Linked DNA regions of Mus musculus: all the other regions are linked to region 1. The links are chromatin loops, found by intact Hi-C in ENCODE. Cell type or tissue: heart. All regions are shown on one strand. Links, peaks and the distances in the headings refer to the core of each region. The heading gives the core; the rest is flanking DNA. Region 1 holds the start of Utp20 (UTP20 small subunit processome component). Region 2 overlaps Ano4 (anoctamin 4). Region 3 holds the start of Gm4925 (predicted gene 4925).

Evidence for each region. Hi-C counts contacts between places; a loop is a spot of excess contacts. Peaks named below come from ENCODE experiments on the same cell type or tissue, not always from the same donor. Only the 100,000 strongest peaks of a DNase experiment are listed, where the experiment ranks them.
Region 2: it touches region 1 in a loop (4-fold over the local background); 5 of 42 quality-filtered maps call a loop at or near these places.
Region 3: a loop joins it to region 1, with 7 times the contacts of the local background. A loop is called at or near these places in 6 of 42 quality-filtered maps.

The regions. Positions count from the first base shown.
Region 1 is chr10:88,822,390-88,833,224 of GRCm38, forward strand. Utp20 (UTP20 small subunit processome component) reads right to left here and starts at 4,425. Exons shown (of 62, transcript NM_175158.3): 1 at 4,217-4,425; 2 at 3,029-3,109. The coding sequence starts at 4,261. In heart, for the core only: no CTCF peak of the experiment used is centred there; a DNase peak (open chromatin) is centred at 4,442; H3K4me3 peaks cover 1,903 bases; H3K27ac peaks cover 1,440 bases.
Region 2 is chr10:88,977,539-88,988,373 of GRCm38, forward strand. It overlaps Ano4 (anoctamin 4), which reads right to left. Exons shown (of 28, transcript NM_001277188.1): 18 at 6,217-6,253; 19 at 4,639-4,750; 20 at 3,621-3,678; 21 at 3,406-3,503; 22 at 1,138-1,280. Among named protein-coding and RNA genes, the nearest start is that of Slc5a8, 97 kb to the left of the region's middle. In heart, for the core only: a CTCF peak has its summit at 6,101; no DNase peak of the experiment used is centred there.
Region 3 is chr10:88,725,302-88,736,136 of GRCm38, forward strand. It overlaps Gm4925 (predicted gene 4925), which reads right to left and starts at 5,800. Exons shown (of 1, transcript NM_001037166.2): 1 at 4,240-5,800. The coding sequence starts at 5,415. The coding sequence ends at 5,017. Arl1 (ADP-ribosylation factor-like 1) reads left to right here and starts at 6,113. Exons shown (of 6, transcript NM_025859.3): 1 at 6,113-6,263; 2 at 8,242-8,379; 3 at 10,597-10,678. The coding sequence starts at 6,260. In heart, for the core only: CTCF peaks have their summits at 2,041 and 5,650; DNase peaks (open chromatin) are centred at 5,710 and 6,100; H3K4me3 peaks cover 2,434 bases; H3K27ac peaks cover 1,750 bases.

The sequences.
Region 1 (10,835 bases), core at 1,356-9,355:
GGACTACTACAACCCTACGGGGAGGAAATCTGGTACTTTTCGACATAAAAGTAAACGTGTCCTTCCACCAGCAATTTTACTTTTTAGCTATTACTTTAAAACTTAATACACATAAAGGGTTATTACATTGAGAAGAAATCAAAACAGCTTAAGATCCAACAGTAAGGCAAGAATTGTACTACTTCTGTGTCCTATACAAATGCAAGTGTACTACATGGCTATAGACTAGGAGCCAGATGGTATTGGCACACGCCTTTAATCCCAGCACACTCAGGAGGCAGGGCAGGCAGATCTCTGAGTTTGAGGCCAGCCTGTTCTGCAGAGCAAGTTCCAGGACAGCCAGGGCTACACAAAGAAACCCTGTCTCAACCTTCCCTACCCCCAAATTATATTAGGGTTAAGGATATAGCTAGTGGTAGACAGCACCTCTAGCATGTGTCCTTGAGGCCCTGGGTTCAATCCCCAGCAACAAAGCAATAAAAATTAAAATCATCTTGTTGTCATTAAGTAGAAGGATGTTGAAGACACATCCCAGTGTGATAAAAGTGCTTTATATATGCATATATTGATTTATATCTAATTTTTCTTATTAAAAGCCAAAAACATGGGCTGGAGAGATGGCTCAGCAGTTAAGAGCACTGATTGCTCTTCCAGAGGTCCTGAGTTTAATTCCCAGCAACCACATGGTGGCTCAGAACCATTTGTAATGGGCATCCGATGCCACCTTTTGGTGTGTTTGCAGACAGTGACAGTGTATCCACATACATGAAATATGTACATGTGAGAGGGCTCAGTCCACTGGGGACCATGCCACCCCTGGAAGGTTCTAGGTGGCATACAAAAGTAAACAGAGCAAGCCGTGGAGAGCAAGCCAGTACACAGAACTCCTCCATGGCCTCGGCTTCAGTTCTAGTCTCCAGGTTCCTGCCCCGAGAGTTCCTCCCCTTGTTTTTAGTTGTAGTCTTGATCATAGCAATAGAATTCTAACTAAAACAACAAGAATGGAGACCAACAGCCCCCACTGTAAGATGTGTAACTGAAGCCATTTTGGATGATTCAGCCTAAGAATTTATGTAAGGAAATTTCTTACGAAAAGATGCCAGTACCCACTCCCGTATGTTTTTTTTTTTTTTTTAAATTGTGCACTCTCATCTTTAACATTTTATTGCTTGGTGCTTTTGACCTGTCCTGTAGCTTACGCTAAGACCACCTGCTGAACTCAAGTCTGTAACTGCGCCTCCGCATTCACCTGTGCTCTAGATTCACTAAGGTTTAGAGACAGGGTCTCACCATGTAGCATGGCTGGCCTCCTACTCACAGAGATCTGCTTTCTAGGTGCTGAATATGGGATTAAATGTGTGACCACCACACTCTGCTAGTCAAATGTGTTTCTGTGTTTCCCTTGGTGGCCTAGTAGTAGTTAAGATTAACTGTGCTTTCTGGAACTGTCCCTTTCTCTCAAATATCCCATGGACACTGTAATTTGCATGGGTCACAGGTACTACACATCACACTGAGCAAGTTCCAAGTGCAACCAATTATCTTCCTCGGAAGAGCTGCATGCTCTCTCTTATTAGCACTCAGTGCCTATCCTATCTCTAGAGAGTGTATATGCACACGTGAATGGCAGAGTCTTGCTCTGTAGTCCTGGCTGGCCCAGAATTTGTAATCTTCCTTCTTCATCCTCACCCGGAATCCCTTCCCAGATTGTTGAGTGGTCTCTTCAACCATCCGGCTATTGTAACCAAAAACCTTAACCTACCTTCTGTTCCTCTCCACATATTCAGTAGGTCAGTTCCCGCTCTTGAATGTAATGTCCCCGAAACGTCCCTTCTGATTTGGTTACCACTATCCTAATCATTTCTCATACAGACATCAGATCTTCTCTGCTAGTTTACATCCTGCTCTTTCCTTCACGTTAAAGACAGACAGGCTAAAAATCTTAAGCTTGATCATGTCACTTACTCCCCTGCTTACAGTTCAGGAACAGAATCCTATGGCTTTAGGATAAAATCCAAATGTCTCAGCACATAAAACTATTGAAGATCTTTCCTATGTCTCCAGCTACCCTCCTCTGCTGTTCCAGGCACCCCACTCGTGTGCACCCTAGACACATCTATAAGACTGAACAGTTTTGTAGTGCTTTAAATGGGACACACATTCCCGAGCTTCGGCTATTTTGTGCAGACTTTTCCCTTGGCCTGGAAAAGCCACTCTTGTCCTCTTGCCATGCTAAAACCTACAGCAAAACTCAATTCAGGTCCCATCTTAAAAATCATCTTCTGACATCCTTTCTGACACTCTCAGAAGGCTCCTTTCACTGAGTTCTCAAAGCCTTTTATGCTGGTCTAGATGTTATCATTCAACATGCTAACGTGGTAGAAGACAATGCTGGCAAAGACTCGGTACAGAATCTGCTCAGTAACAGATGAAGAGCTGAGGTTGAAACCCCAAGTTAAAGGTGTCAACGCTAACAAGACTGAGGTTAGGGTTAAGGCTTTTAAGAAAGGCTAGCAGAAGCACTAAGGGCTTGGTGCAGCAAAAAGGAAAACCCTTCTTCACAGAAGATGGCAGGTATGTGGTTAGAACCAGAAAAAAGTGCAGTTTAGTATCTTCGAGAGGAAGGAACTAAACACCAGGAAAGTGATTTCACTAAAATCACTTTAAAATCGGAGCTGCCAAAAAGTACAGGTCTGTAGACCCACTCGCAATGGACATGAGAAAAGAAGAGTTTCCAGTAACAAAACCCAATTGAGAATCAAGTCAAGCCAAGTCAAGTTCAACACGGCATCATCCGACTGAACAAGGCCAGGATGAACATGCACCATCTGGTATGGTACTCCTCTCGAATGATTCCAGCTAGCTGCATATAGCTATTGAGGGATTTAGGTTTAAAGTGAATGAACATATTTGCTGTGTGTGGTTTTTTAATTAGACAACACAGGTCTAAATCACTGCATGTACATTACAAATGGCTTGAAAAACAGCTTACTTACATTGGTGAGAGAAATTTAAAACTCCCTCTTACCTCGTCATAGCTTGCAGTTCTGTCGATACGGTGAATAATATCAATGTTCACATTCCCCAGTCTCTCTGCAAATGTAAGAAACTGCAGAGAAAAAGCATATTTAAGACATATTAGCATTCAATGCTTATCAGGTTTTGATATCTGCTGGAGTAAAACTACACCATAATCACATCAAATTCTGAACACAGAACGTTTTAGAGCTTCAGTGAGCAACCTCTGGACCATCACCACAAACAACAGTACCCTTAGCGTATCATTTCAGACCCGTGGTTTCTATTGGTCATAAAATATGTAACTTTTTAAAATAAGAGCAGCTATTACTTATGAAACACAAAAGGTAAATGTAAGAACTCTAAACAAAAGCAGTTACTACTTGAAGATAATAAATACTTGTACTTTTTGCATAACTTACTTCATCTGTATTTCTTTTTTCTTTTAACTTAAGTACCCTTGGAACAGGCTATGTAGCCAACGATGACCTTAAAATTTAAGTTCAGACCCTCTTGCTTCTACATCCCCAGGTCTGGGGTAACAGGCATTTAGCCATCACACCTGTTTTTGTTGTAACTGTTGTTGTTTTTAATGGGGATCCAACCTAGGGCTCCCTGAATGTTATTCAAACACTCCACCAACCGATCTACCTCCTACATTATGTTTTATCAAATACAATTTCCACACAGACTGGAACCTGGACGAACGCTTTCACACCACACCGAAAGCACAGGGATCTCGCTAAGTTGTGGGAACAGGTATATTTTTTAAAAACAGACAGACTCAGTTACAAAAGGGCTTGGAAAGGCATTATAAAGTACAACAGTAGCCAGCAGAAGTCATTCGCCACTTGCCAGCTCGCTCTACCCTCCTCTGTTCAGTCTTTAAAGTTAGAAGGGGGACTCGGTTGCAGACGATCCCCTGGGCCAATCAATTTGAGCCTGGAGTGAAGGGAGTTGCCCAGACAGGCCAGATCTCACCGCTAAAAGGCGGACTCTGGAATTCAAGTTTCCTCACTCCCCTGCGAACTAATGTTTTTTTTTTTTTTTTATACTGGCATAGTCTCCCATTTTCGCCAGAGCCCCGGGCAAGCGATTCCGGCTCTGCCCGGACTTGCAGGCCCTGGGGTTAAGGCGATCAGCTGGTCAGGCAGAGGCAGGGCGAACCGCGGCTCCGGGCCCAAACTCCCGCGCTCACCCGGTATGTGTTCTCGGTCTTGTGCGAAAGTGGCTTTGGCTTCATGGCTGCGGCGGGACAGCGGCCCGCGAGGGTCTCAGGACGACAGGAAGGGATCCGCGGGCACTGCGGAGGAGAAAGTTACTCCCACGCGGTACTCTCCAATGCTCCGGTGCCTGCTTTTCCTCACGTGTAGTTAGTGCCGCTGGGCGCCGCCATGTTGGAAAGCCAGGATGTGTGGGTCATGTGGGCGGAAGAGGCGGGCCGAGCATGCGTGCTCTTCCTGATTGTCAGTCGTGCAGTTTGCGGATGTACAGTTTTTGCTACATGAGAAGTTGGCCAACACAAAACAAACTCAGTGGTATTTTTGTGGACGTTTTGTTTTGTTTTGGACATTGTTTGTCATATTTGTCATTTGCCTGTTGGTCTTGATTTTCGTTTTTGTAGATTGGTGGTGATGGTGGGGTTTGGTTTGGTTTGGTGTTTTGTTTTTTCAAGACAGGGTTTCTCTAATCCTGGCTGTCCTGGAACTCACTGTGTAGACCAGGCCGGCCTCGAACTCAGAAATCCGCCTACCTCTACCTCCCAAGTGCTGGGATTAAAGGCTTATGCCACCACTGCCCAGCGTCCTTCCTTCCTTCCTTTCTTTCTTTCTTTCTTTCTTTCTTTCTTTCTTTCTTTCTTTCTTTTTTAAGAGAGAAGAATGTACAGTTGAATGGGTTGGGAGAATCTGAGAGGAGTTGGGAAAGGGAAAAACACGATCAAAATATATTGTATGAAAATTTTTAATAAAAAGGATAAAAGGGTTTTATTATAGAAAGAAAGCATAACCGTCACAACCTAGCATTAACTGCTGCTCGATACATACCGTGCACCATCAAAAGCTGTTTCCACCCATAATACAGTAATGCTGGTTATAAACTCAAAACGTGAAGTGTATGTTTGTTTGTTTTTTTTAAGCCCCCTTGGCATGCAAGGAAACCAAAGTTGGGCATCTTGTAAGTGACGATCTTCATTCACACGCAGACTCCGAGGTCCAGGTTTTAGTTTAGTACTAGAAAATAAAATCTGGCTCTTCACGAATGCCAGGAAGCAGCTCTACCACTAAGCTAGATCCTACAGCTCTTAATCATATATATAGAGAGAGTGTGTGTGTACAGTCGATGAGCCATGGAGTTATTTGCACAAAAATTGATGGAGGAAGGTCCAAGTGCAAAGTCCTTGAGATAAGATTTCATCCTAGCCTGGCTTGTGAGTAGTCAGAGCCCATCATGGGTAGAATACAGTGAATCAAGATATCTTTGCCTCCATTTATTACCTTTCCCATTGTAATCCATTTTAATCCATGGGAGTTCTGGGTATTTCTTCAAATCATGAAACAGTTCCCATGACTTTTGAACTGGGTTTGGTTGGCCAATCCATCATCATTTTATATTTTCTGTCCCCATGAGTTTTGTTTTGTTTTGTTTTGAGACAAAGTTTTTTTGTATAGCCTTGGCCATCCTTTCACTGTAGCCCAAGTGGGTTTCAAACTCAAAGAGCCCCCTGTCTCTGCTACTCAGTGCTGGGATCAGAAGTGTGCACCACCAATCACCACCCAGCTCCCTTCCTCATGATTCTCTGTGTTAAAGAGTAAGGTGTAAAACTGCCCCAATTATATACAAGTCAAACAATCCAAACGGAAATAACACTAGTAAGGTTCCTTATTCATAATAGACTTTGAATGTCTGAAATAATCCCGCATCCATTACCTCTCTGGTGTTTATGACAGCCCTGTGAGGTAAGCAGAAAGATATAATTGCCTTCCTATCATACAGAAAGAAATGAAATAGTCCCAGAGAAATTAAGCAATTTTGCCAAGGTCATGTGCTTTTGCTTGCCAATGCCAGAGCTTCTTACTCAGGCTTCAAAGGCCCTGGCACAATACTCATCTTCCCAAGTGATAAATGGTTGGCACTGTATAGCTCTCATGCTGCCCCAAGCACTGTTGCAAGTGTTTCCCATATGATGACTCATTTACTCTTCCTACCAGGTAGTTCTATTATCTTCATTTACCAATGAGGAAGCTAAGAGACAGACTGGGTAACTTGGCAGAGACTAGCTAACCCCATAAGGAAGTCAGAGTACCCAACAGTTGCAGGCAATGTCAGGATTTGTACTCTTAGTCTATGCACTATGCTACCAGAGGATTTGGGAAAAAGTTTTGTGATTCAGGCCATTGTGGGCACAGCTCAAGAGTCTTTGAGATCAAATCCAGAGATCCATTTACTCCTTAGATTGTTGCAAGCCCTTCCTGTGATGTCTATAGCCTCTTGGTCTTATTATCCACTTAATGTGATTGGGAGATATAATTAAATCTTTGTCCTTAAACTACTTATCTGTGTGGAAGAAACAAGGCTGAGCAGTCATCATTTTACTGTTTAGCTTGAGTTCATTAAGAATATGGAATAATACAATACACCTGTGTGGTTTTCACCTAGTTTGCCTGTATTGGGTTAGACAATCTCTATTTTCTGTTTTCTTTTTGGATGCCCACCCCTGTTTGTTTATTCTCAATTCATGAAGTTACAATGACAACAGGGTTATCCTGTCTCCAGGGTTCCATACATGGCTTAGATCCGTGTGTGTGTGTGTGTGTGTGTGTGTGTGTGTGCGCGCGCGCGCCTGTATGTGTATTGGTGTGTGTGTGTGCCTGTGTATATATTTATACATGTACTATGTGTGTGTCTTTCTATGTGTGTATGTTTGTGTGTGTGTCTTCTTGTTTGTGTTTGTGTCTCTCTGTGTGTGTTCAATTAGTTCAGTGAAAGTTGTTCCTAGATCCTAGAACTTGCTAGTTGAATTATTGGGAAACAAGGCTGTTTCTACTTGGAGACTAATAAATATAGTTGGTTATAAAATTGAGATTTCTGGTAGCCATCTTATACCATACAGGGACAACCAGCAAGAGAAGGAGTGGATGATTTCAGATGAGTGCAGTACCCAAAGAGGAGCAGATCAAGTTCCAGATTTTCAGCACCTAGCTCTTTCTGCATCTGTCCATGAACTCTTTAGTATTGTAAGCCAATATGCTCAAACAAGTCTGAACTGGGCTTCTATCACTTACAACTTAGACAAATTCTTTCCAATCACTTCCTTTTTCTGATCAATATGGGCATCATTTCTACACTAATGTTCTCAGCAAGGAAGGCAGAAGCTCCATGGCCTTTTATGAACTGACCCTAGATGGTACATTGCTTCATTCCCTCCCCTCCAACTCCATGACAGTCAGAGCTCAACAGACTCAAGGGCATAGATCAAGCCTCTTGGGGGAAAGAATGTCAGCTATATGGGCAGCTACATTTTTGCATATATATATATATATATATATATGTGTGTGTGTGTGTGTGTGTGTGTGTATGTATATGTGTGTGTCTATATATGGGCGTATATAAGCATGTGTGTGTGTGTGTGTGTGGTGCATGTAGACATGTATATACATGAGTGTGGAATCCAGAGGTTGATGAAGTGTGTGTTTATGATCACTTTGCGACAGGGTCTCTCAGGTGAAACTATAGCTCACTGATTCAGCTAGTGTAGTAGTCAACTTGCTCTGGGGAATCCCCATCTCTGCCTTCTGGGTGTTAAATTACAGGCAGACTGCTATGTCTGTCTGGCATCTATGTGGATGCTGGGGAATCCGAACTCCAGTCTTCATGCTTGCACACTGTGATTGCTATTCTTCCTGACTACATTTGGAATTAACTAAGATCCAAAACTGGAGGACTCACTGCTTTGAAGCAGTGCAACTGAAAGCTAGTCAAAGTGCCTGAAATTTGCCTTTCCATCGGTTCTATGAGCACTTGAATTTAAACAACTTCCTTAAACCTTAAACCTGCACCCTCATGGCCACCTGTATACATGGCCAGCATCCTTTCAAAAAAGATCACAGTGCTTCATGTAACTCAGAAAAAAAAAACACTGTACTAGCAATATGACCCTCGACTATTCTCACTGTTTAAGCCAGATTATAAATGACCCACTGTTTTTCTTTGTACATCTTTTTCTTTTTCTTTTCCTGACAGGGTCTGTGATGGTTTGTATATCCTTGGACCAGGGAGTGGCACCATCTGAAGGTGTGGCCTTGTTGGAATGGGTGTGTCAATGTGGGTGTGGGTATAAGATCCTCACCCTAGTTGCCTGGGTGTCTTCCACTGGCAACCTTTGGATGAAGACATAGAACTCTCAGCTCTGCCTGTGCCATGCCGGCCTGGAAACTGCCATGCTCCCACCTTGATGATAATGGACTGAACCTCTGAACCTGTAAGCCAGCCCCAATTAAATGTTGTTTTTATAAGACTTACCTTGGTCATGGTGTCTGTTCACAGCAGTAAAACCCTAAGTAAGTCAGGGTCTGTGTATGTGGTGCAGAATGGCCTCAGACTTACAATCCTCCTGCCTCAGCATCTTTTGTACTGCACTTACACGTAGACACCATCATATTAATCTTAAAAGACTTTACCAGTTCTTCTAAAGATAGGGAAAGTAAATAAGCTCTTTTTTTTTTTTGCATGTGATTTTGTGTGTGGTGTGTGCATCTGTGTGTGTACAAGTTTTCATGGATGAGCTTATGTGTCTGCAGGTAAGAATGCATTTAGATGTATGTGTATGTGCTTTAATAGGCTGGAGATTGTGCTCCAGTGGCTTCCTCAATCACTAGCTACTGGGGCACTCCCCATCCCTCTCTCACACTGTAGGTTAGCATTGGTAGTTGGTGGAGGAAAGAGAGAAGTGGGGGAGGGGGAAGAAGGAAAGGAGATAGGGAATGGAAAGGGGAGGGAGGAAGGAAGAGAAGATGCCTTGAGATGTCTTCTCATGGAACATTTTGACAGAGCAGCCCCATAAACTGCAGAGCAGCTTGAGTACCACTCTGTTCCATGTGCTGGAAGGTCTCTTCGCACGCAATAGCAGTATAGGGTTGAAGGTGCCATACCACTGGTGCCTTGTGTTGGAACACCTCTGCCTTCTGTTTCCTGCCACTGCTGCAGACCCTAGCTGCAGGAGGAGTGACTCTGTAGTCCCTCACCTCTGCTGCACTGTAGCTCATGTACCTTCAGGTTGCTCTTAGGCCAATTCTTTGGAAACCTACAGAAATGTGTCTTGCCTTTTCCACAAACAAACATGCAAGTGTTAGGGAATTGATATCTTGTCAACCTATAGAACAGGAGAGGGGAGGGGAGGGGAGGGAAAGGGATAGACAAAGAGTAGAACTTTCTGAGGAATAATTATAACTTATTTGGGAATAATTGGGAAGCACTGCAGTGAAGTTAACATGTTTTCAAAGATGAAGCCATGTGTGTTCAAAGAGATTGAGGCCAGGAGACACTTTGAGGAGCTAATTGAGGGAGATTTACAGAAACTGTTTTAAATCAATTATGCTTGGCTACAGAATGAATAAGAAGTGTGGTGTCGGGCAGCAGATAAAGTTGCAGTGGTCTTTGTGCAGGCTGTATTTCTGGTCTGTTGCAATGGTTCATGTTATCAGGCATGTGCACACAAGATCCTCTCCTTTACATGCTTAGGGCTTAATTGATTAGTCTGTGGTTAGGGTTGACAAAAGTGACTCCATGTTGATTCTGACAACTTTCGGTGTCTTTTTTGTGTTCCATCTCAAGAATTCAGATTAATACCATTTTTTATGTTTTTTCTTTTCTTAAATTTTCTTAAGGTTTTCTTTATGTATGTTCAATATATATATGTGTGTGTGTGTGTATGTGTGTGTGTGTGATTCTGTGTTACATAAGACTTTGCATACATGTTATACACTGAGTATATTTCCCATACCATCATCTCATTCTCATTTGATGAAAAACATTGCATTGTGTATTAATACCACTTTTTTTTCTGGAAAAGGATCTCACTATGTATCCCTGGCTGGTCTGGAACTCCCTATGTAGACCACATTGGCCTTGAACTCACTGAGATCTCCTGCATCTGCCTCCTGAGTGATGGTATTATAGGTATGTCCCACCACACTCAGGCTTGCCAGTTTATCCATTCCTCTGTTGCTGGACACCTAAGTTGATTCCGTGACTTAGCTGTTGTGAATTGTGCTGCATTCACCATTGATGCATACGTGCTTCTGTGGTATGTTGACTTGGAGTTCTTTCGCTAGATATCCTGAAGTGGTGGAGTTGGGTAGCATGGTAGATTTACTTTAACTTACTGGAACCACCACAGTGATTTCCATAGTGGTCTGACTGGTTTGCAATCTCACCTGCAGTGTTTATGGATTCTCTTTAAACCATATCTTCATCAAAATTTGTTGATTGTTAATAATAATAATAGTAGTAGTTGTGTCATTTTTTGAGGCAGAGTATTACTATGTAGCCCTGGCTGTCCTGGAAATAGCTCTACAGACCAGGCTGGCTTTGAACTCACAGAGATCTACTTGCCTTTTCCCCCATTGTTTATTTTCTTTTCTTTTAAAAAAAAATTCTGTCTATGAGTGCTCTATCTGTATGTATACCAGAAGAGAGTATCAGATTCCATTCTGATGGTTGTGAGCCACCATGTCGTTGCTGGGAATTGAACTTAGGACTTCTCAAAGAGTAGCCAGTACCCATAACTGCTGAGCCATCTCTCCAGTCCCTTGTTTGTT
Region 2 (10,835 bases), core at 1,530-9,529, 160 kb after region 1:
TAAACAGGAGATTTTCAAAAGAAGAGACTCACACACACACACACACACACACACACACACACACACACACACACACACACACAGAGGAGAGCATTATTATTATAATTTTCTCACAGGATAGATGCTGAGACTAACTTGGGTTTGATTTTAAAGAAGTTGGATTCCTCAACTAAGTGTAGCCCAGCCCAAGTCAAGCATTTCTCACTTTCTGTCACTTCCCTCCCATAACAAAAATGGCTGCCCTGATGTACTTCCCATGATTCATGTCATGGCAACTGTGATACTTCCTGTGCTACACTTCCTGTCTCTGTCTCTTCCCCATTAGTCTATGTACCCTTCAGAACTGAGCACTGTGTCATATTCCCTTTGTGTGTCTGGTGCCAAGTGTAAAGCTTAACAAATGTCTGCTGGATGTGGGAGTCAATCACTCTGAGTGATGATTTTTCTATCTCTTTTTTGATGCATGTTATTTTCCAGCATTTTTCCCCCAGTGGATTCAGTTCCTTAATGAGACAGAGTACGGATATGGGGCATAGGAGGAGGTCTTTGGGCTACAGGGTAGAGACTTCATGAATAGGGTTAATTTTGTGTGTGTGTGTGTGTGTGTGTGTGTGTGTGTGTGTGTGTGAGAGAGAGAGAGAGAGAGAGAGAGAGAGAGAGACAGAGACAGAGACAGAGAGACAGACAGACAGACAGACAGACAGACAGACAGAGACAGGCAGAGAGGCAGAAAGAGAGACAAACAGAGACAGAGACAGAGAGAGCAAGCTAGAATATGCTAAGAAATACCTCTACTGTAGACTATGAGTTCAGCTCCTCTGGTGATTCAGGAAGCAAGATAGAGTATCCTGAAAGATTTGAAATGACTATCCCCTGAACTTTGTTCATTTGAGATGCTAGTGAATCTTACTCATGTGCTTGTACATACTAGATAAGCACTGTACCGCTGAGCTAGAACCCCAGTCCTGGCTCTGAATGTCTTAAAATTTCACTTTCCTTTATACTTGTTGCGTTGGAAAGCCCTCACCAGAATCCTCTTACATGAATGGCCAGATGATAACGGATGTACATTTAATTGAGTGTAGGATCAAAGGCTTGCATATATAATTAAAATGCAAAGCAGATATCTTTCCATACTCATTTCCAGGTATTCATCGAAGAGTCCATAGGCATTCATCGGCTGAAGATTGTAGTCCTTTTCCCACTGTGGGAAATTTATTTTCCTTTCAGTCCCATGTTCTTGTCGGACTTTTCTTCTAGTCCACCAATTTTGAATTAACCTGGGTGACAAGATCAGTTTCTTAGAAAATTAGGCATGATTGTTCCTAAGAACAATGAGAAAGTAATGAGAAAGAGGAGAGTAAGCATTTGGCACCACAGTTAAAAACCAGCTTCACTCAGGCAGAAAGATTGGGACTAGAGAGAATTCTGAATCTCTGAAGTATTTCTGTTAGCAAGTAGACAGAATGGCTGATGAACTTATTTGATTTCCCATATTGTCTCATGTTCAGTTGGTTAGACGCCTGAGAGCATCATGGGTCGACTTGGTACCATGGCAACACCTTGGACATTCAAGGGTTAGAAGGTCTAGCTTACACGGCTTAACATAGTCCTCATTTGCAGTCATATCACATGGGTGATCATGATCAGTATAGTCTGATGCCAGGGACCAGCATATCCGAAGATAACAATCAGCTTTCCAGGAATGGAAATAGTCAAACAAAAGTATGTGGAATGAGGAAAAAAGAGGGGCGGCTATCAGACACTGCTTACCCTCCCCGCCCCCCCCCCATTCTGCTGTGTGTCTTGACTCATTGGTTAACATTTTGATTAGATTCAATCAAATCTTCCATAACGTAAGACACCATATTTCTATTTGTATATTTACTTTTTAAAAGTCTTATAGAAAACATTAGACACTTGGTAGGAGATTTTAAAAACTTGGATCTAAGAATAGAAAATTGTTACTCTTGCTTCTGACAGGGCCCTAAGAAAAGTGGTTCCTCATTCAGCAAGTCGCAGGCATCTGTCCCAGCTCAGTGGTCGTCCCTGAGTCCCAGAGAGCTGTTTTCCTCCAGTCACTGAGGTGACCTGGAAACCAACTGGAGTGGAATCCCATCAGACACAGAAAGGTCACGATGTGTACTTAACAGCCTAGCTGAGCTCTCATAGCAAAGCTCACAGCCATTTTACAGAGATAACAAGAAGATTCTGCCCATTGTTATCAACCGGAAAATCTTAGCATTGAGTGATAATATGCTCTTTTAACTCTCCCACATTATCTACTTTTCCAACTTTCTTTTTTCTGTAGTCTGAACTTGCTGTACTTTCTTTTTTTTTAAATTAAGATTCTGATTTTGTTCATGGAAATGGGAATAAAGATCTTATGAATAATTAAGTAGCCAAGGACTTGTAGTACTGGAACCCCAAATGTCAGAGACATCATTAAAGCATGCTACACACACACAGACACACACACACACAAAGACACAGACACACACATAGACACACACACATAGACACACAGACACACAGACACAGACACACAGACACACACACACACACACACACACACACACACACAGAGTCTGCACATGCATAGAGGACTCATAAAGAATATTAAGTCACTTTTCTTTAAAGGTGACCACTAGTAGGCCAACCATGCTTCCACACCCAAGAGTATTTGGGCAGCATAATAGGCTTAAAATAAAATAAAAAGAGGACACATGAATTTGTTTGTATGGGTAAGGATATCAGTATGGGTCTAGGAGGAGTTGGGAAAAGAAGGAGAAATGATTAAAAGTGATTGTATGACATTCTCGAAAAATTGATAAAATTAAATAAAAAGATTGGTCACTTTTTTTTTTCCGAGGCAGGGTTTCTCTGTGTAGCTCTGGCTGTCCTGGATCTCACTCTGTAGACCAGGCTGGCCTCGAACTCAAAAATCTGCCTGCCTCTGCCTCCCAAGTGCTGGGATTAAAGGCGTGCGCCACCACACCCGGCAAGATTGGTCACTTTTATTTGTATAGGTTGTGCTAATCCTAAAAGAGCCAATGTTAATAATTTTTAATGAAAATTTTATTGTTGTCTTACATGTCTATGTGTGTGTGCTGTGTGTACTGTACCATGGTACACATATAGAGTTCAGAGGGCGACTTTGAGTCAATCGTTCCTTGAAAATCTTTGAGTGAGTTCCCAGGGGATCCAATTCATGCTGCCCGGTTCGGGTGGTAAAAGCCTTTCCCTGCTGAGCCATCTCACTGGGCCCCAGCGTTCACTGTTTTAATGACTGCCCTTGAATCTGCATGTGACATACTGGTTTAACTGTGGAGTCCATAATGCTTACACTCAGCATTGTTCATCACGGGACACAGTGCCCCTCCCTCCGAAAGCTACAGTACTCACGGGTAGCCAAGTTCCATGAAATTATTCCAGGTCTGCTTTAGCACCATTATAATACCCATTTGCATGCAGAGATCAATAAGGCATCCGCTAGGGTGGCACTGTGAGGCAAACAAGCACAGAGAGCCATCAGTCGAGGAACACAAGAGTGGCTGGCTTCCACTCTGCACAAAGTCGCCTTAAAGCTGTTTAATGAGGATGAGGGGGAGAGCACTAACCTCTTCTAGCCTCCACCTGTTTATCAATCTCAAGTAGGCACCTGGGTGTCCTGTAAATCTTCAACACAGAAGCAAGCATTAGCATTGTGCAGTCCAGGCTTTCAGTGACTACTACATTCATCTTAGCATGCCTCTAAAGTAAATGATGGGAGCCATTAAAGGTCATGTCTGAAGGCACGAGGAAACCCTCTAGAATGGTCATTACTTGAGCTTCAGGAATTCTCCAAGGAACATTTCTCTTTAGGCCATCCTGCTTAGCTGCTGAGGAGGGCAAGAGCCCATTCTTGCTGTTTCCTGGGTCTTCGAATGTTTCTACTGAACATCGAGCGCCCCAGCCTGTGTGAGCAGCAGTTCTGCTCCTGCGTTCACCCATATTTGATCTTTTTGAACACCAGCAGTGTTGGTTTAGCTAGCATCATGGTAATTACTTATAACAGCAGTTTCTTGCTGCTGAAGTAGCTAAACAAAAAAAGAGAGACCTCGGCTTCTGCTCACCCAAACTGGCCTCATGGCCTTGTCCTCAGATAGGATGGGTGGGTATCACCATCGTTACCATGAAACAGGGAATCCTTCAAAATTTTGATCTCTGCTGGGCTTCAGAAATCCAGAAAGCCTTGGCTTCTCATTTTTACCCTCTTCCCTGCTGGGATGTCCTCCTGTGAAGTCAGGGACCTTGGCCATACTTCAGCTTTCAGTTCTTTATGGCACTTACTAACACGGGTGTGGCATCCGCAGGCTTGACTCAAGTGAGCTGGAAGTCCCAAGCTTTCCACCCATTGCTTTGCCCACACCAACTATTTTCCACGATTTATCTGTGCAATCGAAGTGGTACGGGCGCTTTGGAGGAGAGACTATTTTCGAGGTTTTGCAGTTTGGGAAGGGAAAGGAGATGCCTGACCTCTTTCTACACTTTGCATTGATCACCCAACAGGGAGGGCCCCCGGCCAGTGGGCTCTGAGTGTTCCATTCCCAGTAGGGCTGGGGCAGGGGGTGGGGCATGGAGAAATGTGCTTCTTACCTTCCGAGGAAGAATGCGATGTAAAAAGTGGAGCTGTTCAGATTGACAAACTGAAAAAGAAACATTTTCAAGGTAAAGCTGTTCTCCCACTCGGATTCTGTGCGAGGCTGTTCTGTGGGCAAAAGGGAGTAGGGTTTGAGAGGCTGGCCACGATCCTTTCTCACTTCCTGCCCCCCCCCCCGCCCGCCCCCCCCAGCCCCCAAGGACTCAGAGGATCATCAGGAGGCACTGGAGGCTGGGGCTTGCTGACAGTTGACATGTTACTGGACAGAGCGTGCAGGAGGTAGACTTCTAGGTTAAAGATGGACCATAGTGATTGCCATATGCAGGGATCCATCCCTTAATCAGCTTCCAAATGCTGACACCATTGCATACACTAGCAAGATTTTGCTGAAAGGACCCAGATATAGCTCTCTCTTGTGAGACTATGCCGGGGCCTAGCAAACACAGAAGTGGATGATCACAGTCAGCTATTGGATAGGTCACACGGCCCCCAATGGAGGAGCTAGAGAAATTACCCAAGGAGCTAAAGGGAACTGCAACCCTATAGGTGGAACAACAATATGAACTAACCAGTACCCGGGAGCTCATGTCTTTAGCTGCATATGTATCAAAAGATGGCCTAGTCAGCCATCACTGCAAAGAGAGGCCCATTGGACTTGCAAACTTTATATGCCCCAGTACAGGGGAACACCAGGGCCAAAAAGGGGGAGTGGGGGGGGGGTAGGGGATTGGGGTGGGTGGGTATGGGGGACCTTTGGGATAGCATTGAAAATGTAAACGAGGAAAATACCTAATTAAAAAAAAAGGAATAATGAAAAAAAAAATAAAGATCAGTCTAAACCGCAGTGTGGTCTCAGGTGACTACTGGTATACTTCTGAAGAGAGTGTCCAGCCTGTTCTGTGGTTACAGGGTATCTGGAGAGGCTGGATCAGAGACAGTCAGGCTGAAAGTGCCTCCTTTTCAGCCATCTCTGCAGTCTCTGTTTTGACCAAGTTTCTGCCAATAGAGTAGGCTGTACATAGAGTTAGAGCCGTCTGTGACGCTAGTGATCTTGGATACTTTGTACCTGTACTCTTTTGTGTTGCTATTTTCCATGTGTACATCTACTTTAAATTTCAGTGGCTTGTGACACTTATGGAATATGACAGCTTGAAAAGTATAGATAGAAAAAGATCTTTTTACTAGATGCATTTAAATTGTCTTGCTGGAGAGAAAGAATCATGTGTAATTCTCAGTAAAGAGGCATTTCTTTCATTTTAAAATGAGATATTGTTTTTGTTAACTGAGAATTTAACATATGCATTTAATATAGTTTGATCATATCCATCGTCATTTCTTCCCTAAGCCCTCCCAGACCCACCCATCCTCTCTGTCCTAATTTTATGTTCTCTTTTATTGAAAGTAGCCCACTGAGTCTAACTTGTGTTGCCCATAAACTCATGTGTGTGGCGCCACCAACCGGAGAGTGGCAGGCCTGCAGGGGCCACAGGGGCTGGTCTTTCTCCAGCTCAACTCTGGAAGGGAGGTTCTAAAGCGTTCTGGATCCCTGGACTGCAGAAGGCAGCCTCACTTACCCAGATTTGTTAGAAGGAGTGCGACTTTTTCATAGAGCTGTAAAATAAATTCATACGTTTAACAAACGAACTCTAGACGTTCTGAAGCCGATAATTATAAAGAACACAGGCAATCAAGTTGGGAGTGAAACTTTTTCTTTATGTTTCAAACAATGGGAAACACTTTGAGCAACAGGACGCTTTCAGGAATAGTTAGGATGGTGCGAGGGCTTCCTTCATGGTTTTAAAAAATCTGGCTTCTTGGGGTTAATAATTCTGTGGCGGCAAGGAGACTCAATACCGCTAATTAGCAGTTTCCTGAGTGAGGCTGATCCTTCATTACATTCCAGAGCTGGCAACTGAATGTCAGAATCTCTCATTGGTTTCTAAGGTGAGCCTCTGTCCTCTTGTTGTTGTGAAATTCCATGAGTTCTACATTACAGCACCATACATGCTGGGTTGAGCAAGCATTGTGGGAGACTCCCAGAACGTGTGGTTCTATCTCTCCATTATTGGGCTGAATACATTCTTGATTCACCTAGCTATCTAATTGACAGATGGTTCTCAGAGAGAATGGAGGGCGTGTGTGTGTGTGTGTGTGTGTGTGTGTGTGTGTGTGTGTGTGTATGTGTGTGTGATAGTTCAGTAAAATAGAGCTCTCAGAGATTTTCCAGAGAGGATATAAAGTGAGAGAATAAAAACCTGCTTTCTCTAAAAAAGAAAACTAAGATCATGCAGTGTACTTAAAACATACTGTTTAAAATTCCCTAGGCTGGATGCCAGCATTCTCTTTGGGAAGCTGTCAGACTTGACCGTGTTGTCTCACCTCTCCTTCAGACCACTGCACCCTTACTTATAGGTGGGATAGGCTTGGACTTATAGACATTCAGGCCTTTCCTAATTTCTGAATTGTCTTGCCCAGGATCCTTGCTTACCGTAGAGTCAAACCAAACACTTAGATCGCATGACTCCAAACATTCAGCTATGGCTGCTTGCTCTGGTAAGGCAAATAGTTTTTCTATACAAAGATATAATTACTAAAGCCATAAGATTAACATTTGCATACAGAAACTTCAGACTAACAGAGCCCAATGTTAAAAGAGATTTGTGTAATTACAGCAAGAATGCATGAGGTACAGTTTAGTCATCTTCTTTTGACCATAAAAACAAAATCCCTGTAAACAAGAAATTTGAATGGGTGCCCTAGTAGAACTTATTTGAGGGTTACAAAGCATGTTATCACTAAAATGGCTTAATTATGAAAATGCTGATAACTAGTAAATTTGGTAAAATACCTTCCTGAAAAGTATAATTTTGTTTCTCAGTTTATTCTTTATGTCTTTCACATAACACACCCCTGTTCAAATGGATAAGTTTGTCACACTTAACGCAAAGATCTCTGGAGCTTGTCATAATGCCGGTCACCTGGGTATGAACACTGGAAAAACTGGCAGTTAAAAAATAACCATGACATGAAGACATGATTCATATTAACTTTTTAAAAACTAAAGTACAAAGAGACAAGAGAAGGGCCTGTGGCATCAATGAATACACACACACACACACACACACACACACACACACACACACAAACACACTGGGGGTGGGAGGGCGAGGAAGAAAGGAGGAAGGAGGAAGGGAGGGAGAGAGGGAAGGGGAAATAAAAGGAGAGAAAGAGAGCAGAAAAGCAAGAGACTGTGGTTATAAATCAGGAAAAGACACATCTCCAGAGAGGGGCTCATTGGTAAGTAAGGGACCCTTCGGTGAGTGGTTCATGCAAAGTGGCTAATTTCTTATTGGGACATTGGGATAATTAAAACATAGCTGGTTTATTCTGATAAGGTCAGCAGGAAAATATTTGTTTCCAAACGTACTGAAACAAATGAATTCCCGATTGATTCAATCCTTTACCATTATGTAATGGAATTCCTTAACTTTTTATTACTTGTAGTCTAACATCTACTTTATTTAATATGGGCAAGACTAATTCTGCTTCTTTTTGGATCCCCTTTGGATGAAATATCTAATACCATGTCTTGTAGGAAAGGGTCATTATGTTATTGATTTGGCTTCTGTGTTTTAATTGGAGATCTTAATCCACTGCAATAAGGTAATTATATATAGGTTTTGTTTTTCTTTATCCATTTTATAACTTTATTTTTTAATTTCCAGGCAGATACTATAAGTTATGCTTGTTAATATTTTTAACCGATACAACCCTTTCAGATTTTAAGGTTGTTTCTAAAGTAAGATAGCTATATATACTTCTAATTGGACATATCAGTTTGATCAATGCTTGTGAATTTGTTATAATTTTAGTAATATTTTCTGATTCACTATATTTTTATATTAACATTGTTTTTCTGCTTTTCATAGCATGATGAAATACCTGATTCACATATGGATGAATGAAAAGGATTATCCTTTACTGTCCTATCTTGATGGTCTACCTTGTGTGCAAGCATGGTTTTGAGATGCCATTTAGCCACTAGAGAAGTAGAACAGAGTTGAAACAATGTGATAGAGAGAAAAATGCCTGTCCTCTTCACTCTTCTTTGAAATTATTATTACTTTTTCTGTCTATCTATCTATCTATCTATCTATCTATCTATCTATCTATCTATCTATGTGGATTTTCAATACAGGGTTACTCTGTGTAGCCCTGGCTACGCTGGAACTCTCTGTAGACCAGGCTGGCCTCAAACTCAGTTATCTGCCAGCTCCAGCCTCCTGAGTGCTGGGATTAAAGGTGTGTGCTACCACCATTCTGTTTTTTTGTCTTGTTCTGTTTTGGTTTTTGTGAAACTATTTTTCAAGATTGAATAAAATGCAAACCAGTAAACATAGTTAATTAGTCAGTCATCTAGAGGCATCAGAGTGTTAGGTTCAGAGACTTTAGTAAGACAGTATGAATTCTATTTTTAATCACATACTACACAAAAGTAAACACACATCACAAGATCTTGGAAATAAGCACCACATATAAACTTGCTTCTTTAGTTAAGATTGAATAAAAAAGTGTTAATAATTAAAATCCAAATGTTGATTTTTTTTTTATTCTGAAAACCCATATTGGCCAAAAATTTGAGTAGTCCAAACCAATTTAGATAGCTGTTAAAAAATAACTGTATTGCTGGGTCACAAAAAGTATCTTAAATTGAGTATTTTCAGAAGTCGATATAGAATTTAGTTTTGCAATGCTCTCGGCTGTGCAAGGCAGTGTTCCAGCCATTAGCTGGCCATCCATCATGCTGTGATTGCTTCCAAAGGATTTAAATTATTATGTTTTTATATTCTGATGAAATCGGTTCCAAACTACATTACACACTTGGCTACTCTCATAATGGAACTCACGAAGCTCCAGGGCAGACGACAGGAGTGGAAATGCAGTGCTAGGGAGAGAGGACTGAGGAGGGTCGGGCAGCTGGCCACTGAGCAAAAGAGTCCTGGGTGAGTGAGTTCTTATGTTCTCTCTCGTTCTCTCTCTCTCTCTCTCCCTCTCCCTCTCCCTCTCCCTCTCCCTCTCCCTCTCCCTCTCCCTCTCCCTCTCCCTCTCCCTCTCCCTCTCCCTCTCCCTCTCTCTCTCTCTCTCTCTCTCTCTCTCTCTCTCTCTCTCTCTCTCTCTCTTTCTCCTCTTGCTATAGCTTGTCCTTGCTTCTTCTCACTAGTGTCTTTTACTTAGTAACCTCATACTATTTTAGTTTGAAAGTGACTGGGAAATCAGAACAGCAAAAATGTTCACATGGCACCTAAAATAAAAAATATATCCTAAGAGGGACTCCTCTGGCTAACACCCCTTAGTTTAAGTGTGTGGACATTTCTGTTAGGATGAAATTTTGTTAGGACACGTATCAATTATCAATAGGCTTATAGCTTAGCTTTCATGACACAGTGGGTGTTTTGTAATGTCAGCAACTAGATATTTTGCCCGCTCCATATAACCTCTTTTTTACTTTAGTTTACTTCATCTTTTCTTGGCTATCTTCTGAAGTAGATCTTGTTTGTCAGCTGCATGAATTGCCCCTACTCCATACACAGGGACAAACACAATGTCCTTCTAGCTCCAATGTGCAGTCTGTTATTTCTTAAGGACGAGTATAAATAAGATTGCTATTTACTACCAACAGTGTTGGGGATAGACCTCAGGAACCTGTTCAGGTCCAATATACACTGCACTACTGTGCTACATCTCTAGACTGCAGCAATGATAATTATTATAATTTGAGATAGGACACTGTGTAGCCCAGACTGACTTTGAACTCATTATGTAGTTGAGCTTAGTCTTAAACTCCTGATCCTGCCCCTGGCTTACAAGTGCTGGGCTTACAGCTTGGTGCCACTGCATCCAATGTGTGCAGTTCCAAGGCTTTGTGCATGCTAGGCAAACACTCAGACAACTGAGCTGTATCCCCCACTAAATTAAATATTTTTTATAAACATTGAAATGAAAAAGACATTGGTTAAGAATACAGTAAGCATGCATTCATTGTATCCCACAGAGACTCAGAAACTTTCAAAGCTCTGATGTTTGGTTAAGTTACTATGAATCTGCTGTAGGGCATTTCAACTAGGGTCCCTCCCTTTGAATCCTGGGAGTTTCTCACCTCCCAGGTCTCTGGTACATTCTGGAGGGTCCCCCC
Region 3 (10,835 bases), core at 1,826-9,825, 97 kb before region 1:
GGATACAGAGTGGGATTCTGGTTAAACAGGTTACTCTGAAGTTGGAGCCACTGTGCCTGCACAGATCTCTAAACCTAGCAATTAGAAAGTTGATGCGGGAGGATCACAAGTTCAGTGGCAGCCTGGATGGCAAGACTCTCCCAGAAAACAGGTAAAATAGAAAGTTATTCCTTGCTTCTACTAAACTGACCAAGTGACTGGTGTCTAACAGCAATTAGCTTAAAGCACCACCTCCACCTAGTGGCTGCTCTTGACTAGGGACACTCTTTGATAGTTTGATCTCCAGTATGACATTAAGACAGTGATTCATCAGCCAGGTCTACAAAGTGAGTTCTAGGACAGCCAGGACTATACAGAGAAACCCTGTCTCGAAACAAAACAAAACAAACAAACAAAAAAAGACAGTGATTCATTTATGACTGTTGTAACAAACTCACTAATATTATAGAACATTTAAGAATTAAAGTAATAGCCGGGCGTGGTGGCGCACACCTTTAATCCCAGCACTCGGGAGGCAGAGGCAGGTGGATTTCTGAGTTCGAGGCCAGCCTGGTCTATAGAGTGAGTTCCAGGACAGCGACGACTATACAGAGAACCCTGTATCGAAAACAAAACAAAACAAAACAACAACAAAAAAAGAATTAAAGTAATGATCATTGCATTAGTCCACAAGTCTTATTTTATAATTTAACATATAGCTGGGCATTGTGGTCCACACACGAGACCAGCTACATAGTGAGTGCTAGGATAGCTAGGGCTACATAGTTGAGATTCTGTCTCAAACACCCAAACAGACAATAACAACAAAAACAAATGTCTTACTGCTCTTCTGTAATAAAAATTCATGTATCTTACATTTTAGTGAATGTAAGAAAATAAGCATAAGACAAGCACATAGTGAATGAGATTTATTTTGTTTTTGTTAAGAATTTGTCCTAAAAGTTAGAGCAATGGGAAGTGGGGTATGTTGCAACTTTAAGGATGACATTTGAGTGAACACATCAAACAAGTCAATAAATGTGGTTGTCTCAAGAATTAGAATGCAAAGCTCCCAATACAAGCATCGTTAGCATGACTTTATAGTTCTATTTCCTCAACGATTACACTTTAAAATATATTTAATTTTATGCATAGGTGTTTGCCTGACTGTATGTGTGTATGCTTGATACACATAGGAGCCCATGGAGATCAGAACAATGGAATCCGCAGCGTGATGGCTATTTGTTGTTGTTGTTGTTGTTGCTTTTGTTTTTGAGACAGGGTTTCTTGTATAGCCCTGGCTGTCCTGGAACTCACTCTGTAGACTAGGCTGGCCTTGAACTAAGAAATCCACCTGCCTCTGCCTCCCAAATACTGAGATTAAAGGTGTACACCACCACTGGCTGGCTGTGATGGCTATTCTTGATTGTCACCTTGACTGAATCTGGAAATAACTATAATCCAGAAATGGAGGGCAGACTTGAGATTATTTGTGCTTGGGTAAATTCACTTCTAGTCTGGATCTTTGAGATAGGAAGACAGAGTTTTGTTTGTTTGTTTGGTTTGGTTTTTCGAGACAGGGTTTCTCTGTGTAGCCCTGGCTGTCCTGGAACTCACTTTGTAGACCAGGCTGGCCTCGAACTCAGAAATCCACCTGCCTCTGCCTCCCAAGTGCTGGGATTAAAGGCATGTGCCACAACGACCGGCTGTTTTTGTTTTTGTTTTGTTTTTATTTGGATGTTGAGGCGGGAAGACACACCTTTAATCTAATTAATCTAATCTAATCTAATCTAATCTAATCACCTTAAATCTAATATAGTCTGGGCCACACCTTCTGCTGAAAGCCTACAAAAGGGCATGGAAGAAGGGAGGTTTTGCCCTTTGCCTGCTTACCTTCACCTTGCCAGCATATCCATTCTTTCACTGACTTGGAGCCTGCTTCTTTGGGATTCCAGCATCTCCTGAATATCAGCTGAGATATCCAGCCTGTGGACTGAGTCTCTAGAAAACCCTAATATAACCTGGAACTGGAGTTACACTTGGCAGTCACCTGCTGGTGCTGGGAGGAACTGCAGAGATTACTCCTTATTGTGGAAGCTTTGAGAAATAAGAGTTTCAAAATCTGCCTACAGGGACTTATTTTCACAGGAGTCTTATAGTGGTGTATTTTTCTCTTTCTTTTCCGTTCCCCACTCCACACCCACTCTCTTTCTGAGACAGTGTCTCTCTATGTAGCCCTGGCTTATCATGGAACTCACCAGGTAGACCTGGCTGGCCTCGAAGTCAGAGATCCATCTGCTTTTGCCTCTCAAATGCTGGGATTAAAGGTGTGTGCTGGGGCTGGAAGAGATGGCTCAGAGGTTGAGAGCACCGACTGCTTTTCCCGAGGTCCTGAGTTCAATTCCCAGCAAACACACGGTGTCTCTCAAAGATTTATAATGAGATCTAGAGCCCTCTTCTGACCTACAGCTATATATGCAGAACACTGTGTATATAATAAATCTTAAAAAAAAAAAAGATGTTTGCTGCCTGGCCTTTACAAATGTGGCATATTTTTCCTTTTGGTCCTCTTTTAAAGATAATCCATTTTTCTCAGGTATTTTATGCAGTTGTACTCCAAGGTAAATCTCTAAGAGCCTAAGTTTTAAGTACCAAAGACCTATCAATGTAGCAACTTGTGTTAGAGAGCTGGGAGAGGGAATGAGACGGTCAGCGAAGTTGTAAGCATGCTTTATGTGTAAAGCATACAAAGACAAGGCAGTCTTTACAACGAACCTTAAAAAGGCTCAGGCGTTGTCATTAACTGGTATCTCATCATGTGCTCCTTAAACTGAGAAGCTGAAGACAGGGCTGGCTGCCCTATTTCAGGCTCAAGTGTCCTACAACTCCCCTGTGCTGAGTCAGGTTGGTCCCTGGCTCTGTGACCTGGAGAGAAAAGCAGAAAGGAACACAGAGGAAAATCATCCTTGTGCCCTCGAGAACAGCTGGAAGGTGAAGCACCCCCACAGGCATTTCTGGTATTTGCCCCACGACAGAAAAATGCCCAGAGTGGAGACAGCCAGAATTTAGCCGCGGGAGGCTCATCAGTGAACAAATGCTGCGCTCCTGGATTCTTCAATCTTGCATTGCTTTCTGGGTTCTTTCCCCAGTTGGTTTCTGCCGGATGACTAAGTCTGACTCAACGATTCTGTCTGCTGTTATTTCTTTTACACTGAAGCCTCAACCTCAGGATACACTGATCAGGAACTCTAGTTTGTTTCCTCGGTGAGGATTCTTGATGACATCTGCTGGGTATTTAAAGGTTCTGGATTTGATACTACCTTCTGTCTGCTCTGTCAGTTGGGCTACCCCAGTTGTCTGCCGGATGTTATGAACACCCTAATTGATGTTGTTTTTATTATTTGTTGCTTCTGTCTCCTATCGGCTATTTAATGTCTTACTTTTGCTTATTGCATACTTAATAAACTCAATATTGGCTCAGTCTAGAGAGAGATCATTCTCCAGACCTTACAGGTGTTTAGGTAGAAATTCACTTTCTCAAATGACTTTTCCTTGCAAGGAATGTTTCCGTGAATTCAGGGCTTTGGGTGAAGATGAAAGTGCTGAAATAATTCAACATCTGTGTAGTAAATTTAAGTAAAAAACAAAACAGAGACTCTTGGTATGAATGTAAGCTATTATAGCCATTATGGAAAACCAAATGGAGGTTCCTTAAAAAGCAAAATAAACACTGTAGCATCTACTTTGTGGTATTCATCTTAAGATAATGAAATCAGCATGTCAGAATGCAATGTGCACCTATGTTTAACGCAGTATGAATCATGACTGTCGATACAAAGCATCAGTGGGGGCTAAAGAGGTGGCCCATCAGCTAATAATGACTATTCTTGCAGAAGACCCTGACTTAGATTGCAGCACCCACAAACACGGGGTTCACAATTGTCTATAACTCCAGCTCTGGACAGCTCCAGATGTTGCTGGCTTCTGAGAGCATCGGTCCTCATGTGTACATACTTACATGCATGCCATGGGCACACAGACACTCAAGAACTATAAAAAATAAATCTACATAAGAAGGTATAAAATCAACCTGAATAAGCTTATTAATGTGGAAAATATGATGCGAATGTACAAATGCACATGCTTAACAATAACTAGCCAGCCTTAAAAAGGAAATAATCTCACGTATAAAATGAATGTAGAAGTCATCCTGCTAAATGAAATAAGCTTAGTACAAAAATCACACATTTCCACCTACGAGGGCGTTGGAAGGTTTAATTCATAAGTAGAGTCTATGGAGACAACTCCGAAGCCGAGAGCGCAATGGTGACTGTCAGGGGATGGAGCAGGGATGCAGATACATCAGTAAGATGGTACAGATTCTTTTCCAACAGGATGAACAAGTCCCTTAGATGTATAGTCACAGCATGATGACCATATTTAATAACAATACACTGCCTATTTGATAATTGCCAAATAGATCTTCAGTGTACTCAACCTACAGGAAAAGGGAATATGAGGGTTTGCCTATTTTCACGGTAATCATTTCTCTCTCATGCATATGTATGTATGTGTGTGTGTATATATATCTATATATACCTATATATCTATCTCACACTGTGCAACATACATATAATATTTTGTCAATTAAACCCTAGTAATGCAGGCCGGGAGGTGGTGTTGCACGCCTTCAATCCCAGCACTCGGGAGGCAGAGGCAGGTGGATTTCTGAGTTCGAGGCCAGCCTGGTCTACAAAGTGAGTTGTAGGGCAGCCAGGGCTACACAGAGAAACCCTGTCTCGAGAAAAAAAAAAAAAAAAGCCCCAATAATGCTAGACTAAATCTTAGGCAGTTTGTAAATTTCCAAAAAGATGACCATTTTCATTATAAACCAGAACATAATAATGCAATGTTTCCATGTGGAAGAAAACTTCCTAAAAAAGGGCTATTATTATTTCCGGCGAAAACTCAAGAGCTTGAGATAATTGTACTTTTCTGTTTTGAGAAACTTAACAGAAAATAAGCCAATTTTTTTGTTCATTTTCTGCATTTGAAGTACTCTTCAATGACATCTTTCGCCTGAGATTCTTGGCCAAAGTCCTTAACCACCACACAGCTGCAACCTATCACTTTCCGAGGTTTCCCCTTTCGATCAATTTTGCAGAGGCCTACCCATTCCCCCAGCTTCTTGTTGTCATCAACCTTAATTAGGTTGATCTGGTGCTCAGCACAGAGGGTTTCCACCAACTTGATGTACATAGGTTTATCACAATTGGATGCAAGCACACAGAGATGGGCTTGGCGCTTGCCTAAGGCTTTGGCAGCTTCGTGAATTCCTCGCGCTAGGCCATCGTGGACCAGGGCGGTCTTCAGCACCTCTTGCAAAGCCGTATTGACGTCCATGACAACTCCAGCAGCAGTGCCTTCCTTAGCCATGGCGTGGGTTACAGGTGGATCCGACCTGGAGCGCGCCTCGAGCCTCTGAGAGGCTGCGCAGAAGCAAGACGCGTTTCTAAGAATTTTAAGAAACACCAAACCCTTTCACTATCGAAAACTACCTAACTTCCAACTCAAGTTGCAGGAGGCAAGAAGTTCCCAGTTCTGCGGAGGCGGAAGGGTGGTCGGTCAGGTGGCCACCCAGAGATCAAAAATTAGACACCTCGGGTACGAGGGTGCCCCGTGTTGGTGGTATGCAGTGACTGCGGGTGAGCTTTCTCGTTATTATTACGTAACCCTGGCTCCTCCTGCGGGAATGCATTTAGAGGAAAGTGGACCGCCTCCGCAGATGTGCAACCACCGGGACGCTGCAACCAGCGCCAGCATTCTGTGCCTTCGCTTTATCGAGCTTTTATTTTCCGTTGGCCGATTCGCCACTTTATGATATCAGAATTTAACACGAAAAAGTCTCATTTTAATATTTGAGAAGGCCTTATTGTCCAGAAAAGTGGAATCAGGAAACACTTTTGTCTTAAATTTTTTTTTGTTATAGTTGTGGCGTTCATTTCTGCTACGCTCAGAGCGCCTGGGAGTTGCATCGAAAGCGCCGACGCGGACGCCCAGACCTCCGTGTCCAGCGCGCAGTCGCAGTGGCCTTTCGCCCCGGCTCCCGCCCCCGCTGGGTGGACGACGTGGAAGTTGCTGGCCGACCAGGCTTGGAGGAGTCCGCTTCGGAACCGGAGTCCGGGAGTAGCGGAGGTGGCGGCGCCCAGGCTCAACTAGGAGTCGCTGCCGAGTCCCGGCCTGTCTCTGAGGATCGGCGAGGGCGCGGCGGCGGTTCATCATGGGTGAGGAGCGTGGGAAGGGCGTCAGGCGACCGAGGGGACCGGCCGGGCCGCGGGGCAGCTCTTCGCTACCTTGGCTCTTCACCTGCAGGGAGATTCCGCCTCCCGGCTCGGTCCTTTGCACCCGCGGGGTCCGGACTGATCCCAGCCCGGCCTTTTCCCCTCATCCTGCATCCCCCATCTCGGTTGGGTAGGCGGAACGGGGCGTCGGGTGCCTGGCAGCCAGGCAGCTGAAGGTTCACCGAGGTGTCTGATCCTTCGTGGAAGCTTGGTGGCATCGGGGTGGGTGTTGGGACTGCGTCACTTCTGAGAAACCCGAGGACCGGTGTTGTTTGTTGATCCTTGCGCTGCTCCTGTCTGCTCGCCCGCTGTAGTTAGCTGTCCGTAGATATGGTGGATGGAGTTAGGTGGATTGTGAAGTCCGGTGGGACAGGGAGTGAGATGTTCATGTCGCTTCGCTGATTCGCACTTCTCCAGGTGAGGGAACTACGGTAGACGTCCGAGCGCACCCGACGGTGGTGATGCTCCGGTACAGGTGGAGCTTCTAGGAGTTGCAAAATCTTCGGTTTCTGTCAGTATTTACTCAGTTTTCTCAGAAGTGTGTGGATCCGGTGCATTATAGTTCCGTTCGGTTCTCTGTAACCTTTCGGCGTTGTTTTTCCAAATCTAGACGTCTAAACGGGCAAAAGGACTTTGTCAGGTCACACCCATTCTTTCTGTATACAGCTTGCTCCGTGTTCGCTTTTCTAGAGTGGGCAGCTTTAATTCTGCCATTCCCCTCAAATAGCAAAGTGTAATATCTCTTCCTTTCTTCCTCCTCTCCTCTCCTCTCCTCTCCTTTCCGTGTGCGTGTGCGTTTGTATGCCTACAAGGGAGCGCTGTTGGAAGTCAACCCTTAGTATGCTAGGCAACGCCCTTCTGCTGAGCTGTATAGCCCCAGCCCTTTTAAAACTTTGAGATAGGATCTCACTAAGTTGTCAAGTCTTGAACGCAACTCACTCTGCAGCCAAAGGTGGCCTCAGACTCACTGCTATTGGTTTAGCCTCCTATTGGACCACTAGCCAAAAGGCCTTGCCTTTTATTTTTAAAATTGTGTGTGTATCCGTGTATATTATATGTTGAGCATATTCTTCATATCCCCCACGTTTCCGTTTTCTCACTTTCTATTGTGAATCTTTTTTTTTTTTTCCTCCCTTTAGTGACTTTTGAAGGCAAAGTATTTGTGCCACAAATGCTTTTACATCTCAGGGTGCCTTGGGTACATAAAGGTTCCTGGGAATATTTTATAAAGTAGTGAATGTCGGGGTTTTTTTTTTTGTTTTTTTTTTTTTTTTTTTTTTTTTTTTTTTTTGTCTAAAATATGAGTTTCTAATGCACTCAGGAAACAGAGGCAGGCGGATCTCTATGTGAGTTTGAGGCCAGCCTGGTCTACATGCTGATTTCCAGGGCATCGAGGGCTGCAAAGTAAAAGATCCTATCTCAACAAATACTGCCCCCAAATAATAATAAGCAAGCAACAACAAAAGTGGTTTGTTGAGGCAGTTCTGTGGGTTAGTGGAGAGTGCCCTAAAAGTTTATATTGGTACTGCCACTGTACAGTGAGTGCTCTGTCACTCAGAGCACCCCATTGTGCCGCTTTTCCCCTGCCTGGCGCTGTGGTATCTACGGGTAAGAAGGAGACTGCACTAAGTTACCGTGTCCTTATTCTATTGATGAGAAAATGAACTGGACTCCTGAGGGGCAGTGTCTAAATGTCTGATGATGTGATCTGACTGCCTGACATTTCTCAGGACCTGGGAACTTCACGTGTTACTGTTTGCTGTTGAATAACATCTTTCATTGGAAGCAAGAGTATCTACCTGTGCCTTCAGGACAATGTTTTGATATTTAATTGGGCATATAGCTTTCAAAAGGCTAAATGTTTTGCGGACCTAATTTACAAGATGACATCAAATACATTTTTGCTTTTATTATCTTGTAGGTGGCTTTTTCTCAAGTATTTTTTCCAGTCTCTTTGGAACCAGAGAAATGAGGATTTTAATTTTGGGATTAGATGGTGCTGGAAAAACAACAATTTTGTACAGGTTACAGGTTGGAGAAGTTGTTACTACTATTCCCAGTAAGTATTGGTTTAATAACACTTTTCATGTTTCTATCTAATACAGCTTTCTGAATAAACGAGTCATATGATGGGGGTTTGTAAACTTCTACTATGGAAATGATACTGACAATGCTTAAAAAAAAAACCAAAACAAAACAGCTAAGAAGCATTTTGGTGCAATTTAAGGTTCCCTGCCTAGGTATACAAACAGGCTTCTCTGTTTAGAGCTATAGTTGGTTTAAGTCTCTAAATCGTTACTGCTTAATGAAGATACTGTCTGTCTACTGGATTTGAGGAGTCAATGAGGCGTATAAAGTACTTTGCTAACTTGTATGTTGATGGATGTAGATGTTAAATCGGTATTATTGTACACAAAGCACCTTTTTTTCCTGCATATTTATTGCCTAAATCACAGTGTAGTTTCTTCTAAGTAATTCTGTAGATCACTTTTAAAACTGGGAATTGTAGAAGCAGAGCATTTGAAATGACCTGGCCCCTGAAACCAAGGAGAAGAAACACCGGCACTGTAGTTTACCTCCCGCTTGTGGCCTCGTTATTCCTGCTGTCTTAGAAAGTTATTTGTAGAAAGTCCTTCCTATTTTACTACTTGGGGGTGGATACTCTTGGTGTTTACACCTTTTCATTTGTTGAGCTAAATTTAGAGAGATAAGATTAATATATTTTAATTAAGTTGAATCTGTAGAACTTGCTCAGGATTTTAAATTGTGTGCTTTGAATGATTCTGTTAGACATTCCCATTACGTCACTATTAAACCTTCTGGGGGTTTTTCTCTTTTGCTTTTAACAAGGAGTGTTTGGACTTTGTAGCATCTGTTATCTCCTTCTGCAGCCTTTTGCCCATTTCCTTTCCTTTGATTCTTACTTCCGAGATTCTCTCCTCTCCACATGGGCAGGTTTTGGTGGCCTCTGCAGTGCTCAGTGCTACAGGGCCTGTGGACTGCAGTGTGGGCTGTTTGCACGTGAACAGTTCTTGACGGTGGTAGACATAGACCTGCATATGCCTAGTTCTGAGGAAGACAGGAACTTGCTTTTTAGTTTGCTACTTTTGCCATGGTTTTATTTTTCAGATGTAATGTGCATGCTTACCTGCCAAATACATCATTTACCAACACATCATTAAAGATAGGAAACAAAAATCAGTGGTGGTCGTAAGTCAGTTTCACTCTGACTTTGTTTGTCTCTTTTCTGAGACAGGATTTCTTTTTATAGCCCTGGAAGCCCTGGAACTCACTTTGTAGACCAGACTGGCCGGCCTCTGCCTCCTAAGTCCTGGGATTAAAGGCCTGGCCTGACTTTTTCTTTTCTTTTTTTTCTAAGTTTAGGAAATGAGAGCAAACTTTGTACATGTCCACCCTAAGTGTTTTCAAAATTACTTTCTCCCTCACTTAGATTTTCTTTGAAAATAGTTTCTGGTTTCAGCTGTGTGGTGTCGAGGCACACCTAAGAGAGGCACACCTAAGAAGGATGGCAGACAAATGGGATGAGATATTGACTGTTGAGCTATGACCTTGTTACGAGTGAGCTCTTGAGATGCCCATAGAGGGTCTGTACGGCTGCAGCCTGTAGAGAGCATGGCTTTTTTGAATCTAGAGCCTAGTTTTCTATATTGATTTTCATTATTCACTGTCTGCCAGAGCTTCAGCTTTTTCTTTCTTTCTTTCTTTTTTTTTTTTTTTTTGGTTTTTTGAGACAGGGTTTCTTTGTGTAGCCCTGACTGTCCTGGAACTCACTTTGTAGACCAGGCTGGCCTCGAACTCAGAAATCCGCCTTCCTCTGCCTCCCGAGTGCTGGGATTAAAGGCGTACGCCACCACGCCAAGCTTGAACTTCAGCTTTTGAATCTATAACTGTACAAGACTTTCTGAACACTTAGATACCAGTGCTCAGGGTGGTTTAATAGACTTCTGGGGCTGGGGAAATCTACCTACTGCATGGATGTGGGACCATAATTGTGAGTGCACAATTATGATTCCAGCAGGGAGGAGGCAGACTGGCAGAGCAGATGTCTGGGGCTCGATAGCCAAGAGAGAGAGAGAATGAATATGAATATGAATGAATGAATGAATATGAGAGGATATTGTCTTAAGTGTTATATTAATCCAGCCCATAATGTGACGAGAAATTACAAGCAGTTGCTAAAACTCAGTGAAGTTGGACACTTTGTAAAGGTAGAGTATATTAGTTTACATATATGTTGATTTGATTTCTCTTTCAGCTATTGGATTTAATGTGGAGACGGTGACATACAAAAATCTCAAATTCCAAGTTTGGGACTTAGGAGGACAGACAAGTATCAGGTATGGTGTAAACACCAGATCATTTGGTGGTATTTAACATTAATGGCTCTTAGTGCTGACAACACTAAACCAAAATATATCTCCTGTTGGAAATTAGATATTGTCTAAAATATGGTAGAATTTGAAACTGCATATCTTCCTTAGAGCATCCAGTGAT